Linked DNA regions of Mus musculus: region 1 is linked to region 2. Evidence: chromatin loops called from intact Hi-C (ENCODE). Cell type or tissue: left cerebral cortex. All regions are shown on one strand. Links, peaks and the distances in the headings refer to the core of each region. The heading gives the core; the rest is flanking DNA.

The links. Hi-C counts contacts between places; a loop is a spot of excess contacts. Peaks named below come from ENCODE experiments on the same cell type or tissue, not always from the same donor. Only the 100,000 strongest peaks of a DNase experiment are listed, where the experiment ranks them.
Region 1: it touches region 2 in a loop (2.0-fold over the local background); 2 of 42 quality-filtered maps call a loop at or near these places.

The regions. Positions count from the first base shown.
Region 1 is chr16:29,469,037-29,477,382 of GRCm38, reverse strand. Atp13a4 (ATPase type 13A4) reads left to right here. Exons shown (of 30, transcript NM_001164612.1): 4 at 1,755-1,825; 5 at 1,915-1,995; 6 at 3,880-3,949; 7 at 5,360-5,494; 8 at 8,073-8,142. Among named protein-coding and RNA genes, the nearest start is that of Atp13a4, 68 kb to the left of the region's middle. In left cerebral cortex, for the core only: no CTCF peak of the experiment used is centred there; no DNase peak of the experiment used is centred there.
Region 2 is chr16:29,536,038-29,544,383 of GRCm38, reverse strand. It overlaps Atp13a4 (ATPase type 13A4), which reads left to right and starts at 2,901. Exons shown (of 30, transcript NM_001164612.1): 1 at 2,901-3,140. The coding sequence starts at 3,078. In left cerebral cortex, for the core only: no CTCF peak of the experiment used is centred there; DNase peaks (open chromatin) are centred at 2,813, 4,673 and 7,783; H3K4me3 peaks cover 1,559 bases; H3K27ac peaks cover 1,258 bases.

The DNA.
Region 1 (8,346 bases), core at 55-8,054, 67 kb after region 2:
GCCCATGGTTGGTTACTTTCAAAATTTTCTCTCCTTCTATGTTTGACAGTTTATGAAGGAAGGATTTTTCCCAGAGGCAATTTGCACCATTTCATACTCAAAATCAATTGGAAATAGACAGGCTTTCAAATAATTTCTTTTGTAACAAACCTCATTGGAATTTTTACAAATTACAACATATAGCACTTTTGCTTGAATTCCATTGAGACACACACACACACACACACACACACACACACACACACACACACACACACACAGAGAGAGAGAGAGAGAGAGAGAGAGAGAGAGAGATATGTATGCTCACTGAGTAGAGTAGAATTATGATTCAGCAAGGCTTCTAGTTGACATGTGCCTTTGCAAAGCAGTCATGTATTTAACAAAAATGTATTGAATACTTTTATTTTGCACCAGTTAGAGCCTTTTCTCAGTTTTAAAACTTACCTCATGGTTGGTTAGACAATTCATAAAGGAGTTGAATGGAACTTAGACATAATCTGGTCAATTACTTCAATGTATTCCTGGGGAAACCGCGGCACAGGGAAAGTTAGTTAAAAGTTCTCAAGGTCAGAAATAGAGCTGCCAAAACCAGCAGCCTTGAACAGTGCTTCTTAACTTTGACAGCACATCAGAATTACCTAGGGAAATTTAAAAATATTTATGCCCAAAGTAAACTGTGAACAAATTAAATCTCTTGGCCAGGGGACCCAAGTAGCAATATTCTTTAAAGCTCTCTAAATGCTTCTAATAAGTACCCCGAGGTTATAACCGTTGCTGCACCATAGACTGGGAGCCCCATTGCTTCTCTTTATGTCTTCTGAGGACTGCAACAATGCTTAAGAGAAGGAGGAGTAAGCAAGAAGAACTGTTATAAGCAAGAATCTGTTTTTCTTTCCTCTGCCAATGCCCTCAAAGCCCTACTCACTGGAGTACACTTTGCTGCGACTTCTCTCTCCTGAATTGCCTTGTTCTTCATTGTGCCTTCTGTAGGCTGCTCTACAACCCATCCTCTGTGAGACAAGGATGCCCATGCCTCATTCCTGCATCTGGTCTGCTCAGCTTTATCATAGTTTAGTTTCCCAGCCTTGCCCTTCACTCTGCAGTCAAACAGGTCTGTTCTCTTGTCTCCTCCATTTTGACTAACCACATGCAATCTCTTTGACTAATTCTTTTCAGTCCTCAACTGAGCAAAATCCCTTTCACCTTTAGTCTTATGTTTCTGATGTTACCTCTTCCACAATGCCTCTAGCCACTCACCTTCTCCACATGTCTGTGGTATTTTTAAGGCAACCGTTTTACATCATTATATTTTATTTCTTTGTTACATGTATTGGACTATGAAACTTAAGTTTTATTTTGTAATGTTTTGTTTCCTTCATTAGTTTGTAAGGTAGTAAAATGTTGAAACACACTGACCAGATGATGACTTCTAATAGATTTTTTTTTCATGTAATTGAGGAGAATAGAATGGAAGGTTAGGGGAAGAGAAATTTTTTTGGGCGGGGGGTTCGAGACAGGGTTTATCTGTATAGCCCTGGCTGTCCTGGAACTCACTTTGTAGACCAGGCTGGCCTCGAACTCAGAAATCTGCCTGCCTCTGCCTCCCAAGTGCTGGGATATATGTATAGAAAATTTTAAGAAGGATCTCTGACTCTATCTTTGCTTCTTCCACAAATGTCTCCTTAGACCCCAAGTTGCTGTGTTCTCCGATCTTTAAACTTGAGAGTCACTTAATACTTTTTTCTTTATTGTAGGTGAGATACATAAAAGTGCAGAAAATACGATATGTTTGGAATAATTTGGAAGGACAGTTTCAGAAAATTGGGTAAGTGCTTCGACAAGTGTATCCTAAGAAGAAAAGTGTTATCTTGGAAATACGGCTGCTATTAGATTCTTTCGTCATTGTTGTTTTAGCTCCCTGGAAGACTGGCTCAGTTCTGCAAAGATACATCAGAAATTTGGATTAGGTCTGACTTCAGAGGAACAAGAGATCAGGTACTAGATTCACTGTGGCTTTAGCTCAAAAGGGCTGTAATTATTAACCAGATAATCCAGTATGCAGTCTTAATTCACCAATACGAGAAAGGGTTGCAGTGATCTATTTAGTGTGTCCCATGCATGACCTCACATATCTGTAGAGCAATTTGATGGGGTTAACAGGTAGAACAAATATGTCCACCAGCCTAACAGAGAAGAGTGCAGTGTGAGGCTCAGGGGGATTTAATAGCTTGAATAAGGTCATAAAGATGCAATATATACACACTCACTCACTCTCACACACACACACACACACACACACACACACATACATATATGCAGGTATGTATGGCAGGCACATATGTACAAACACACACACTCACACATACATGTACACATGGCAGGTGTACAAACACACACATGCACACACATACACACATATACACACATGTGCATGCAGACACACACACACACACACACACACACACACACACACACACACACTAACTTAGCTTCATAGAACAGCATTTACAAGTGCTTTGGATCAATGCCATGCAGGATGTTCCACAATTCCATATCAATCACTAGACCCAGAAACAAGGTTCAGAGAGGGCACTTGGCTGTCCGGAATCTGCGTGGTTTTGATTGAATAAGTATCTTTCCATTTGGGTCTTAATATTCTAGTCATAATAGGAACTGAAAGCGGTTGCAAAGATGGCTTGGCCACTAAGAGCACTTGCTGCTCTTCCAGATGACCTGAGTTTGGCTATGAGAACCAATTTCAGACTCTTCAGGTAACTTCAGTTCCAGGGGATCCAATGTTCTCTTCTGGCCTCTGTGGGCACTTGTGCACATGCATACACACACATAAACACACACACAGAGGCACACACAGATACACATATAGAGGCACAGACATTCACACACACACACACACACACACACAGACAAACACACACACACACAGACAAACACAGACACACACACACACAGACAAACACAGACACAGACACAGACACAGACACACACACACACACACACACACCACCACCATCTTAAAAGAGGAGGGACAGAGACCGATTTCTGTTGCTCAGAAGAGATGCAGAGCATTGCAGTTAGTATTACTTGCATGCTTATAAGAAAAGCAGTCTCAGCATGCCCCTTACCTCTACTAAAGCAAGTCTTCATTTTAATGAGATGTCCTAAATTAGCCTTGTTTACATAAAAATAGAGGACCATAGCCTGTGCATTTGAATAGCCATTTTATCTGAGAGTCTGAGGGGAAGGCACAGAGAATGGTTAGTATTCCCCACAAGAAAAGAATTCATAAGGTGCCATATCTCTGCATAATCAAAGCAACACAACTCAGGGACTTGCAGTTAGTGGGATGTATGATTCTGTATGTTGAGCTTTTTCTGAGAATCAAGGACTTTTCTGCTCCCATTAAAATAAATATTCAGCCTTAAAGAACTCCTGGATATGAGGAGAAACAATCGATACTGTATTTCCCTGTCACTTAAAAAAAATCAACTTTCAAGATATCTTCATTTCATTTCCTTGGACCTATAGTGATGAGGCACAGAGCAGAGGACATCTGAGTTCTGAAAGTATTGAAGAGAGGGTAGATAATATTAGAAACCAAAGGTACCACTGAGGGAAATATTTAGGTCTCAGGGAGTATAGTTCAATGGAAACAACATGACCCAGTCTACTAGTTTGCTCCTGGGACCCCTCCCACTCCTTAGTGACTTTGAAACATATGAGGGTGTCTTGTGACAAGAGATCCTTTGGCCCTAGAAGTGCAAAAGAGAATATGGAATATACCTTTTCTGTGAATGTGCAGGAGATGAGTTTTCTTTCACTGCGGTGACTGAGCGATCAATCTGTGGTTTCTCCCTGTAGGAGGTTAATATGTGGGCCTAATGCTATTGATGTTGAAATCACACCTATTTGGAAACTGCTCATCAAGGAGGTAATTTCTTCAGTATTTGGCGGGGATGTTGGATAGAAAATGATGACTCTGTGGCCTGACCAGTTGGAGATGCTCCTTGTTAATAAGTGACTGTAATTTACCTGACCCTTTAAGAGGACGCCAAGCACACTGTCTGGATGTGCTATGTGCCCTGTGTGCACATTGCACAACTGCAATGCTGCGACACTCAGGTGTCCTCTTCTTATCTGGTGACTTGGATAAATGCTGGGGTTTTCTCCTTTCTTAAAATACTATACTGCTTAGCTCATTCTAATTCCGTGAAACTAAAATCACGTTTGTTTAAGAAAGGGGATCAATTTCTTCCTCAATATATATAGTTACCTCAGCATTCAAAACTGGAAAGAGAAAACCACATTTATTTAGCTTTTTTATGGTCTACTCATCTCAGTGTGTGCGGATATGTGTGTATGTGTGTGTGTGTGTATGCGTGTGTGTGGAGAGAGAGAGAGAGAGGGAGAGAGAGAGGGAGAGAGAGAGAGAGAGAGAGAGAGAGAGAGAGAGAGAGAGAGCATGAATGAATGGCTTACCCATCATGCACTAAGTTAAAAATGTCCTCTTGTACTTTTTTGTTGGATTTATTAGTGTTAAGCCATATAGCAGCCCTCTGTGTATTTCTGGTATTCAATTTCCCTTCATCTTTGCCTTAGAAAGGCTTCCTAAATTCAAGATACATTCTCAATATTTCTAAACACGTTTAAGGATGGCTGAATGCAAAGCAAATTGGTTGGGAAAGGTTCTGGGAGCTTCTTCCCTAGCCAGGAGCCAGGATTCCTGTCCCTGTGAGCATCTACGGTGAATATGAGGAAAAGCACATCACGCTTTAAGCTATACCAGGAATACAACTGTTGGTGTCGATGTCTGCTGCCTCCCATTGAAGAAGACGTGTGGTTACAACATGCCATGTAGGCTTAGCTGTCCACTTATGGAAAAGTCCGGTCTTGCACTCATCCATTAATGAAAAGTTCTTTAATGGTATTATATGGAAGAGGGGATAGCAGATTAAAGTAGTTCAATTCTGTAAAGCTGAGTATGTCAATTTTCTGAAGTTCAGGAAGTGTAAATGGGGGATGATAACATCTACTCTTGGCCCATTACTCAGATGCTTAACCCAGTGACATGTCAAGCACAACTTTGTAGATTGCTAAGTGCAGCCGTGATTAAACTAAGTGCTCTGGGGGATCAGAACACTTTAAAGGCTTAGACTTTTTTGGCTCCATGACATTCATAGCTGTGTCTTGGAAATTGCTGATGAAATACAACAACAAGAAGCAGAGCCTATTGTGTGGGGTGATTGATATCACGATGCTAATTATGAAAACAAGTCAGCGAACAGCCATGTGTCAAGCCCAAAAGCCATTCTTGTCTTCCTGTCTTTACGTCTGCTAACAGGTTCTGAATCCATTTTACATCTTTCAACTCTTCAGCGTCTGTTTGTGGTTCAGTGAAGATTACAAGGAATATGCTCTTGCCATCATCCTCATGTCTGTCATTTCCATAGCTTTGACCGTGTATGACCTCAGACAGGTGAGCTTCCCTAGATCCCATGGCGGGCTTCGTTGGCTTGTTCTTAGGCAAGAACCTTGAAATAGGATCGCCCGGTCCATGTCAAACAAACACATGGTTATGAAAGAAGAACACAATTGCCGCTGCTCAGCGGGTGACACCTTTCCCTTCCCGCATATCCCAGTCCTTCAGAAGATGGAGGATCCTCTGCTTACTAGGGGTTCCTTGACCTTTTCGTTTGTTTGGTGTCCATCTATCAAAGCTCTAGTTCAGCTCTTGGGTTTCCTTACACTTGTAGCAGGGGGTCTAGGTGCTGCTGGGAGAAAAACCACATAGAACTGATGGGTGGATCACATATGAGTCCGTGTCATCCTCTTCCTGGCAAGTCTTGTGCATCTCAGATCAAGGCGTTCTCCCACTCTATGAGGATGCAAGTATGTGTTTTAAGCCATCTTTCTTTAGAAATGCCTATCTTCCATCTTTGATTTCTCATCAGATAATCTCACAAGTTATTTCACAAAACAGAGCCTCGTATGAAATTTGCTCAACTCCTCCCTCTCTATTGCCAAATGCTCTGTCCTCTTCAGGCCTGGCTTTCCTTCCCGATCATCACAGCGGAGGAAAGGCCCTAAGATATCATCTGCTTGTGCCCCCAGATACCCGCTCTACCTTTTTTGGGTGGTCATGCAATCCACAAGTGACTCTTCTCTCTGCCTCTTCATAAGAGCTTGGCCATCAGTGTTTAGCATTTGCAAGCTTCAAAAAACTTAAACACAAAGGAGCATTTTCTCTTTGTTCTGCACACACCTCCAGTGGCTGCCGCAGCTTCCTTCTTCCTTTTATTATACAGCTTGATTCTTTACACCCACTCTCAGGATCTGAATGCCTTTCTTTCACTCTTTGCCTGCTGACATGATTTCTTTCACGTTTCCATCTAGACAACTTTTGTTAAGGATACCAATACAATTCTAAAGCTGATAGGTAATTTGAATTTATTTCAATTTAAAAATTAACTAGCCACTTTCTCTTGTACAAGGAACAACATATGAATATGTTAATATATATTTAAAGCAGAAAGATCCTTTACATTGAAAGAATCACTAGAAAGAATCAGCCAGACTTTTAGGACTTACTAGGTCCAGCTCTTCTTTATACTTTAGCAACATTAATCACACACACACACACACACACACACACACACACACACACACACACACACACAACACACACACATTTCACAGAATGAAAGTGTTCCCTGTACTCTATTTTGCAGTTGCATTTTAACTGAATATGTCTCTAGTATTGTTCTGTATTGGTACAGATACTTTCTTTAGATCTGAAGTAGTTTTATAACTATGTGCTGACTATTTTGACTACTGGCAGATTCTTAGTTGGTTCCTAGTTTTTTGCTTTTAAAGCAAAACTGCATTGAGAATCTTTACATACATGGTTTCACACTTTCCATTTGTAGTGACTAATATTACATAGAAACATGGGGGTAGCTTATTCTTTGTAAACATTTATTTATATAACTACTTGATTAAAATATATTGCTTTGATTGACAATTATCAGTCATATTTCTGTTGTTTTCCATTCTGCCTAAGTTCTTAACATATAGCCTTAGGTATAGAAAAAACTGCTTAATAAATGTTGGTTGAGTGAATTTACAAGTGAACAAAAGGATGAGTTAGTAGCATAATACTATTTGACATTATTTTATTGCACTAAATGTTCTTTGGTACCTTTTCCAGATTTGTAAATAATAATTCAGGGAGTGTCTTTTGAAAAGTCTTTGACAATTTAATATAACTATGACAATTCTATGACAATTGGTCTCTCTCTCTCTCTCTCTCTCTCTCTCTCTCTCTCTCTCTATATATATATATATATATATATATACATTTACTCTTCCCCATTACTCTCACTCATTCTCTCTCCTATCCCACTGAAACCCTTCTTCCTAACAAGACCCTCTACTACTTTGATGGTTGTGTGTGTGTGACCCATTGAGTTTAATTAGGGTTAGCTACATAAGCATGAATTAGGAGTTATTTTCTTGACCATGGTCAACTTAACCAGTTACTATACCACTGAAGAAGATCACACTCTCTCTTTTAGCAACCATTAACTTCTCACAGTCCCTCAAGAAGAAGTGGAGCCTTGTGAGCCTGTCCCTTTAGGGCATATTGCTAATAATGATCGTAGAATAAAAAACAAACACCTGGAATTATGGGAAAAATTAATACCCCAGAACAAGTTAGAAGGTCATTCACACAATACTTTCTTACTAAATGTGGAATAAAACATTTATTTATTTTTGTGTCTTTGCCTTGAGTTACTCTCAGTGTAGTTCATTTATCAGAACAAATAACTACTGGGACGACCACTCATGGAAATTTTTGTGCTATAGACCACAACTCCAACTGCTGGTCAGAGATCCTTTTCACTGAGTGACAGGTTACTCAACCCTCTGTTCCTACCCAGGATCTTCAGCTGGCAGCCTAAAGTCCTCCATGTTTAGCTAGCACCATACTGAGCAATATCCGATCCGAGGTATATAATTAAACAGATAAATGTCTGTTTTCCTTCTTTTTGCAGCAATCTGTAAAACTGCACCATCTTGTTGAATCCCATAATAGCATTACAGTCTCTGTGTATGAGCGAAAAGGTAAGTTCCACTGTTTTATACCCATTTGTTATATCCAGAGGCAATCGGAAAGTGACTTAGCTTTGGTTTTCTGATTGTTCCTAATAACTCATCTGCATGTGTATTTTTCTTATACATTTGCTTATAAGAAAGGAATCTCAGATCTTTACCATTAGAAGAAAACATACTTTATAGAAGTTAAATTAGCATGGCAAACAAAACATA
Region 2 (8,346 bases), core at 136-8,135:
ATTTCGGTGTTGACTTTGTTTCCACAAAAGATTTAACTTTCAAAGGTCAGTTTTTCCCTCCACAAATTAAAGTACAAATAGGAATATAACTTATGCAAAATTACATAAAATGAAAGATACAAAATATTATCCTGATAGTCGAGAAGAAGTTTTATTCTTCTTCAGCCATGGGTTGTGCCAACCTTACATGATTGGGCCCAGTTGCTTCCAGCATTATGTAATTGTAACCACTCCTACAACACAGGCTGGCAGAACAAACTATATATATTTATGTTATCATTGTTCACTGAGTTAAATTCAGACCCAGGTCTGGTGTTCAAAACCTGCATAAGATGGCTTATCTGTGTTTCCTGGCACATTTTTTTCCCCTCACATCCAGCCTATGGGCAGTGAAAGAGGAGGAGGCTGCTCTGAACAAGACGCTGTGTCTCTCTGGACCATGGATTTCTCACTCCAAGGGCTTCTACCCATGACCCTCTTCCTGCCCTTGACCTCACATCTCCTCAGCCCACTTTATAGGCCTTTCTCAAATGCTCTGTCCAAAGAGAGGCTCTCCAGGTCATGAAAGCCCAACACTTCTTGCAGAACACTTTGGATGCTCTAAAGTAACCTAGAGAAACATTGCTGTCCTGGTAAAGTTAAGATGAGATGGAAAATTTTTTTTATTATTATTTCCTTTGCTAAATATACTAAATGGTTGCTTGTTAAAATACAAACAAGTGAGCTGGACATGGTGGTGCACGCCTTTAATCCCAGCACTTGGGAGGCAGAGGCAGGTGGATTTCTGAGTTTGAGGCCAGCCTGGTCTACAAAGTGAGTTCCAAGACAGCCAGGGCTACACAGAGAAACTCTGTCTTGAAAAAAAACGAAAAAAACCAAAAACCAAAAAAAAAAAAAAAAAAAAAACCAAAAACCCCAAAATACAAACCAGTGAATTGTGGGCTATTCACAAAGATGCACGTCACTAATTCTGACAGTTTTCATTATCTCTAAAAAGAAACTTCATACTATTCATATATTAACCTTGTGATAAAAATATTAATTTCACTTTTATTATTTGGTTAAATGATACTTATAGTTTTTGGAATTTCTAAGAACTACACACTATACCTACACACACACACACACACACACACACACACACACACACACAGATATTTATATACATGATTTCTGTTACAATGAATTTTCTTAGCTTGCTTTTTATTTATTTATTTTTGTCATTTGCTCAAGACCTCTCTCTTTCTCTCTCCCTCCCTCCTCCATCTCTCTGGTGTGTGTGTGTATGTATGTATGTGTGTGTTCTTTTTTTCACAATCTCAATCTCAATCTCTCTGGGTTACTTGTGTTAAGCTGGTCAGATCAGTGCCATCTCTTCACTTAGCTGGAAGGGACAGTGTGTGGACAGTCACTACCCTATACTGAACATCTATCTTCCCGGGCACTGTTCCTCAAAACATAGCTCCAAGGGAGATTTTAGTGTCATTTTTCTTACATAACATGTAAGCAGATAGAGGTCATTGGATACTATGTAGCCTGCTGTATCACAAGGTCGCAAAGATGACACTTGGTCAAACCCAAATTCGAAGCCAAGTCCTCCAACTTTGAAGTACGTGTCCTTAACCAGTGTGCCGACTGAGGCTAAAACCAACGTTTAAACATGGTGAGAGCCCTTGGTTAGTGCTGTCAGCACACCTTCCCAGCTCCACACTCCCTCCCTCAATGGTCCTTCCAGGTATTTCCGGGCAAGCCAAAGTCAGCTCTTGTAGATCAACGACTATACAACAAGACTGGCTCAGAGACGCGTGGCTGAGAGTTCTCCACTTCTGCTTCTCTACACAGGGACTCCCCACAGTTATCTCAGACCAGCTTGCAGGATAAAAGTGCACCTCCTAGTAGACTTATTATGTATTTGAGTCCTTACATCAGCCCCAGAATAACAATTGTGACTTTGTCATTTTATCTTTCTATGATAAAACTAATTTTTGCACAACTTGTGTGTAAATTAAAAAAAAACAAACAACAACCTTGAATTTGAGAGGCTGGGGAGATGGCTCAGTGGTTAAGAGCACTTGCTGTTTCTCCAGAAAACCTGGGTTTGATTCCCAGCACACAAATGGTGGCTCACATGCACCATCTATAATTACAGTTCTACAGGATCTTCTGTCTGCTGAGGGCACCGGGCACCGGGCACCGGGCACCGGGCACTGGGCACCGGGCACACACGGTGCATAGACATACATACAGGCAGAACATCTATATACATAAAATAAAAAAATCAAACAAATGTCCCCTTCCCCAATTTTTTTTTTTTGTTTGTTCACTTAAATATTTTGTTTCTGGGCAATTGTAAGTGTTTATTCACGAACATTTGAGCTAAAAAAGAAGCCTGGAATAGGTTGATTATACTTCTATGGCTTTAGTATACGTTTTTTCAAGAATAGCAAGCCTAATTCTATGCACACATTAAGTAGAATACTTTGTGTGTGGAAAAAGCAAATGAGATTATAAATATCTGTCGAGGTGGATTATGAATAATCTGTATCATTTGTAAACAAAACGAATGAGACCTGTACTAAAACCCTATGGACTGGGGACTCCAACTAAGCAAATGAAAATCCTAGCTCTGTTTGTCCTGTTTCCCCAGCTTCTGGGAATAAAACAGCGACCTGGGAGTTCTTGAGCCCGCTTCTGCAGAGGGTCCTGCCAACACCGCATTGTCTTGCTGGATTTGCAGTCAGATGCCTTACGCTGGCAGGCTGTGGGCAGGCAAAGAGTGTTTTCCCCTGTAAGTTGGGTACAAAAAGATCGGCATGGGAGCGGCTTCCTCTGAGACAGCTGCTTTGAGAGAATGCAGAAGCAAGGAGCAGCCAGAAATTCCTCCTGGCACAAAGTGCCCCGGGGGAGGAGTCCACTTCGCTAAATATTGTCATTTGCTGAAAGAAGGTGTGTGCTCAAGGAGTTTTTAACCTGGAAGATCATTAACTCTTTCATCCAGCGGTCCGGAGGCGTCTCTGGAGTGGGTCCTGAAAGCGGCTGCACACAAGGGTCAGGGAGCAGGAGTGGAGCGTGTTTCCATGGGTGACCACCTTGAGAAGAGCCAGCATGCTTTACTCAATGAAGGGGACGAGAATGAGATGGTAAGTTCCCAGCCCCTTCTTCTCATCTCCTTTCCCTAGCTTCGCACACACACACGCGTGAACTCATTCCCATACTTCATTGAATGTTGACTCTGGAATTATATAAGAAGAGATAATATTCAAGCAACCTTCCTGTCCCGTGAATGTAACTCCTGACAGCATGAATTTGGTAGAATGAACACATTGTATTCATTTTCATCAAGATTGTTTTCATTGGAAGTAAGACAGAAGGGGAGAGGAACACAGAGTTGTCTGGTGATTAAGTTTTGAGTCTCTGACTGTATGGGAAGTTATGTCCATAACTCCCATTTCAACAGGTCTGTGAGAAGACTAGAGTTTTCTCTGGGTGGAAGAACTGAACGCGAAAGTCAAGGCAGCTGCATGCTGGGTCTTTGCTTCTCACAATCTTGTTGGGACTGCTCAGAAGGGAAGACACATAACACAAATATTAACAATTATCAGCCTCCACTCATTTCATTTCATCAAAAGAGTCACTGCTGTAGGGACTGGTTGCAGAAAACTGCGAGCTTCATCATCTGTTTCATTTGAGACGTTCCCCGGAATCTTGAGCTCTGTAAGAAAACCAAAGATGAGTCTGTTCTTGGTGAATCCAAAGTGATATTTCTCAATTACAATGTAATCAAGAGAGAGTCAGAGATGTGCAGTTCTGTGTAATAAGGTCTTTGTGCTAATTGTGTAAGCATAGCCTTATGCCAGTAATGATGCAATTAAAATGTGAGAGTGTGAAGCTCTCTCTATAATAGCATTTTACCTTCCTCGAATTAATATACAAATAACAAACCCGAAAGATATTTACTTGAAATGTTTTCTTGGTTAATTGCTCAAGTCCTGACTATTAAATTCTTTGTTCTAAAACTGGTCTTTCAAGTTTAATCTGCTTACCTGTTTCTATAGCAACAACTTTTTTTTTTTCTTTTTGACATTCTGGAATAGATCCCATCTATCAAAGCTCTGGAAAAAAATATTATAAAGGACTAATGGGTGCCTTAATTCAGCTGGCTTTCTTAACCTTGTCTTTCCTTCTTTCAGATGTAACTATCAATAACAGTTGCTTTCAAGACTCTAACCAAATGTCACCACAAATGACTTCCTGGCCTCATGTTGACTCATGCTTCCTAAGTATTTCCTTGAGAGACTGAAGTTGGGTCCTAATGTTGAATGCATTTACCAGAAGGCAGGGACTTCTTGCATGCTCTCTTCCTTTCTCATTTGTAATCACATACTTTCCCCTCTCTCTTCATCTTATCTGAAATACCATTATGAGTCTCCTATATTCTTGAAGGCTTGCTCCCTCCTCCCTAGCCTAATGAATGCTCTAGGTGAGGCAGTCTTGCTACTATACTAGTTCATCTTTGTTACAGAACCACCAACGACATCAGGGGTCAGCCCGGTTTTGTATTCAGCTGGAGGCTCAGTTGAGTGCCTTGGATGGGGAAGGGACAGATTTGACTCACCAAATCTGAGTAGGCTCAGCAGAGGTGCAGCATTAGTATTCGCTCCTTGTCCTGTTACGACGACTGCTGAATCCTGGCTACCTGCCTGGTACTGCACTGTGTTTCTTGCTACACTGGTCCTCTCTTGTGGTGGTAAACTTCAAAAGTTGTGTATCATATCTATCTGTCTGTTTATCTATCTATCTACCTATCTACCTATCTACCTATCTATCTATCTATCTATCTATCTATCTATCTATCTATCTATCTATCTATCTATCTATCATTTATTTTTGTTTTGCGTGATGGTATACAATGTGTTTTCATGGTTATTTAGTTTCCACCATAGCCCGGTGGGGTTGATGAGGAGAGGCATTTCCAAGGCACTTATCCAAGGTTGCCGCAGTCTAAGAGCTGGAGCATCGCATATGTTAGGCTAAGTAGGTTGACCTGTGTCTCTGTGTCTGAAAGCTGTCCACTGATGCCTTTTTCTTACTGGGGACACTATATTTTTAATAGAACATATTTCTTCTCCTAAGAAAGTAAGGCTAAGGAGAATGTCTGATCTTAGCTCCCCTAAGGTTTGCTGTTTTATAGATTTTACATTTATTTGCTTAGTAGATTTGTCTCCTCTGACTTGTAAGCTAATCCCTTTTAGAAAGCTAACGTTGTCTAAAAATGTGACATACCAAAGTGTTTGCAGATTCTTTGTAACACCACAAATGTGGGTATTTCCAACTGTAATTCTTCTAATGATAGAAATGGCTTCAAATTTCAATACAAACTTAACAATCTGGGATTTAGCTCTCATATAAAAGAACTGAGAATGGCTAGAATTATCTTTCAGTCTAGAACTGAAGAAGCAGGAGCTATAGAGCAATTGTAGGTTACCTGAATATTGCCATCAAGCAAAAATAAGACACCGAAGGAAGGAAAACCCTGCCAGAGGATAAGAAAGTGTCCATTAGAGAAAGCTTAACCAGACACTGCTAGAAAGGCCTCCAACGGGGTCTAGAGTTCCTGCTCTGGCCTTGGACTAGCCACTTGTCTGTTCAAGCCTCAGTTTCCTTATCTATAAAAAAGGAGTGGTCCTTTCTAGCCTATCTGTCTCACGGGGTTCTAGGAGGACTAACTGAGAGCATCAATGTGGAAATGTTTTGAGCAGGAATGATTTTGGGGGCTCATGAGCTGTTACTGTTAAACAAAGGTAGGAGCCTTACACCACTGAATGAATGCTGTTTCACTGTAATGAGCTCCCTTTTTATATTAATGACAATATAAATACATATTTCTGTTTTCTGTGGAGATTTTTTATAAATGGAGAAGCTAATGTTGTATTGTACCTGCCTTGTAGGGCTCCCTGTGGGATGTTTCTATTTTGTGAAGTGAGACTATCAGATCTCCAGGGAGTTCCCATCCCATGAATTCCAGTGTTGTGTTGTGCATTTCTCTTCTGAAATGACTTAGAAGTGTTACTGTTCATCTCCTCATGCACGACTGACAACGATACGGATTAACTGATCCAATCGTTGATCACATTAATGAAATCACTCCTTCTAGAGACCTATTTTATTATAGCAAGTTTTGGAAAAGTGATGAATCCTGAATTTGCTCCTATATTTTTAGCATGTATAGAAACAAATACTTGACTATTTTTCTGATTATAAAGATGATGTGTTTTGTGTGTGTGAAAATATTGAGACAGGAACTCAGAAGAACAAAAAAAAAAGATATGATTCATTGGTTTACATCCGAATATGATTAATACTACCCTGTCGGTGACTCTTTTCCAGACTTCTACAATGTATTCATAAAACCACATCATTCTAATGATTATAGTGTATTTTAATACTATTTATATTCTTCAAATTCTGCACATTGTTCCTGGAGTATGGAAATACTGGGTAATGGGCTACTGTGCAACTGTATACCTTGTGATGGCACATTTCTACACTGAAATGAAAAATATTGCTAGAGTTTGTGCTACAGAATTCTGCACATAACTGCAGGCCTTCCATCCTGGTCCTGCTAGCACATTCCCAAAACACATTGTTTTCTCATTGGAATCTGTACTCTCTTTTGAAGGCTACCTCTTCTTGTGAGAGCTGAAGATAGATGTAGGGTGAACATCTTTCCTTTTGATACACCACTGCATGGCTACTACAGCCTTTGAGTTATGTTTGTATGAATTGTGCCAGCACTGCATGGCTACTACAGCCTTTGAGTTGTGTCTGTATGAATTGCGCTCCATCTCCCAGGTTGTATACTTGTTATTCTTGATTTTGTGTTGGCTGTGATAAACAACATTAGGTTTTTTTTGGGGGGGGGATATTCTTCCAAGTATTTCCTGAGAACGAATGCTCTGAAATAATGTTGCAGCACTAGAGGAGATGTACAGTTTAACTTTTGACACATAACATTTGAAACCGAATACTCCATTTCTCTCTAAAAGTTGTGCTGTGAATTTATACTCCAAGTAGCAATCCCCTTTTATGGATACATCTCTTCCCTACCTCTAACCTCAAATAATACTTTTTAATTTTACCTCATTTACTTTGGAAAATGATGTTTGATGCCTGTATTCATTTTGCATTTCCATGACGAAGTTAAACATGTTGATTGGCATTTGTGCTTTCTACCTAGGGCTCCTTTTGTTACTGATGTGTCAAACTTTTAACCTAACACATATACATTCTTAACTAAGAGAACGTGATTGTTTTGTTCTCACCATGATGCCTACTACATATAAGTGAATAATGTCCAACAGTGTATGAGAAAGCAAAGGAGGGCACCAGGGCAATGTGTTTGGTGGTGTGCTGGCAAATATTTAACACAGTTAATTATTAAGTAGTGAGAAACTAAAGACTAGAGAATATGGAAACACTAGAGACTCTTTTTCAACTTCTATATCATTTCTAAGTGGCTGGCTACACGCTACTATTCCAAGTCACCTGAGTGGTGGTAGGTGGCTCGTGGGCTCACCCACACTGGCAATAGTCCTGTGTCATCACCGTGAGTTGGGGCGGTGTGTCCTCGACAATGAGTTAGCTCGCTCTGATGTCTCTTATTTTCTTCTCTCACATCCAGGAGCAAGGAGCCCCTCCCCCGCCCCGGCTTCGTGGCTACTCACTTATTATGCTTCCCGAGCACCTCTGAGATGCTTGCCAATGTTAACTAGTAAGGCCCGCAGATTGCATAGTGGAGGAATTGTGCTCAGGCTGAGACATTTTGTCAGTTGAAATGTTCAGGAAGCTGGGCCACTGGCCAAGTCTGATGTCTTTATTCTCGATTCTTTGCGGCAGAACTCCCATGAAGCAAACTCATCTTTGATATAAACCTGGGAGGAGTGGGATTTAATCAGTTCTGGAGGGCAGGGATCCTGCCCGAGCAGCCTTTCCATGGCCTTCCCAAATCAAGCACAGTCTCTGGGCCAGAACTGTGGCACTGGTTGGCTGTGACAGCTCCATTCACCTGCAGTTTTACATTCTGAAGGAAAAAAAACAAAACAAAACAAAACAAAACAAAAAAACAAACAAACAAACAAAAAAAACCAAAGAGGCGGCGGGGCTCAGAAATGGAACTGCTTTGAGTAATTAAAAATTAAAGCTAGAAAATTGATGTTACTTAAAAAAAAAAAAACCCAACTGATCAACAATCTCCCGAAGCTTTCATTCATTCCCAAGTATAAACATCCTATTGTGCAGAGTTAATTAACCATACCACACAAACTTTCTATGATGCTTTATTATATT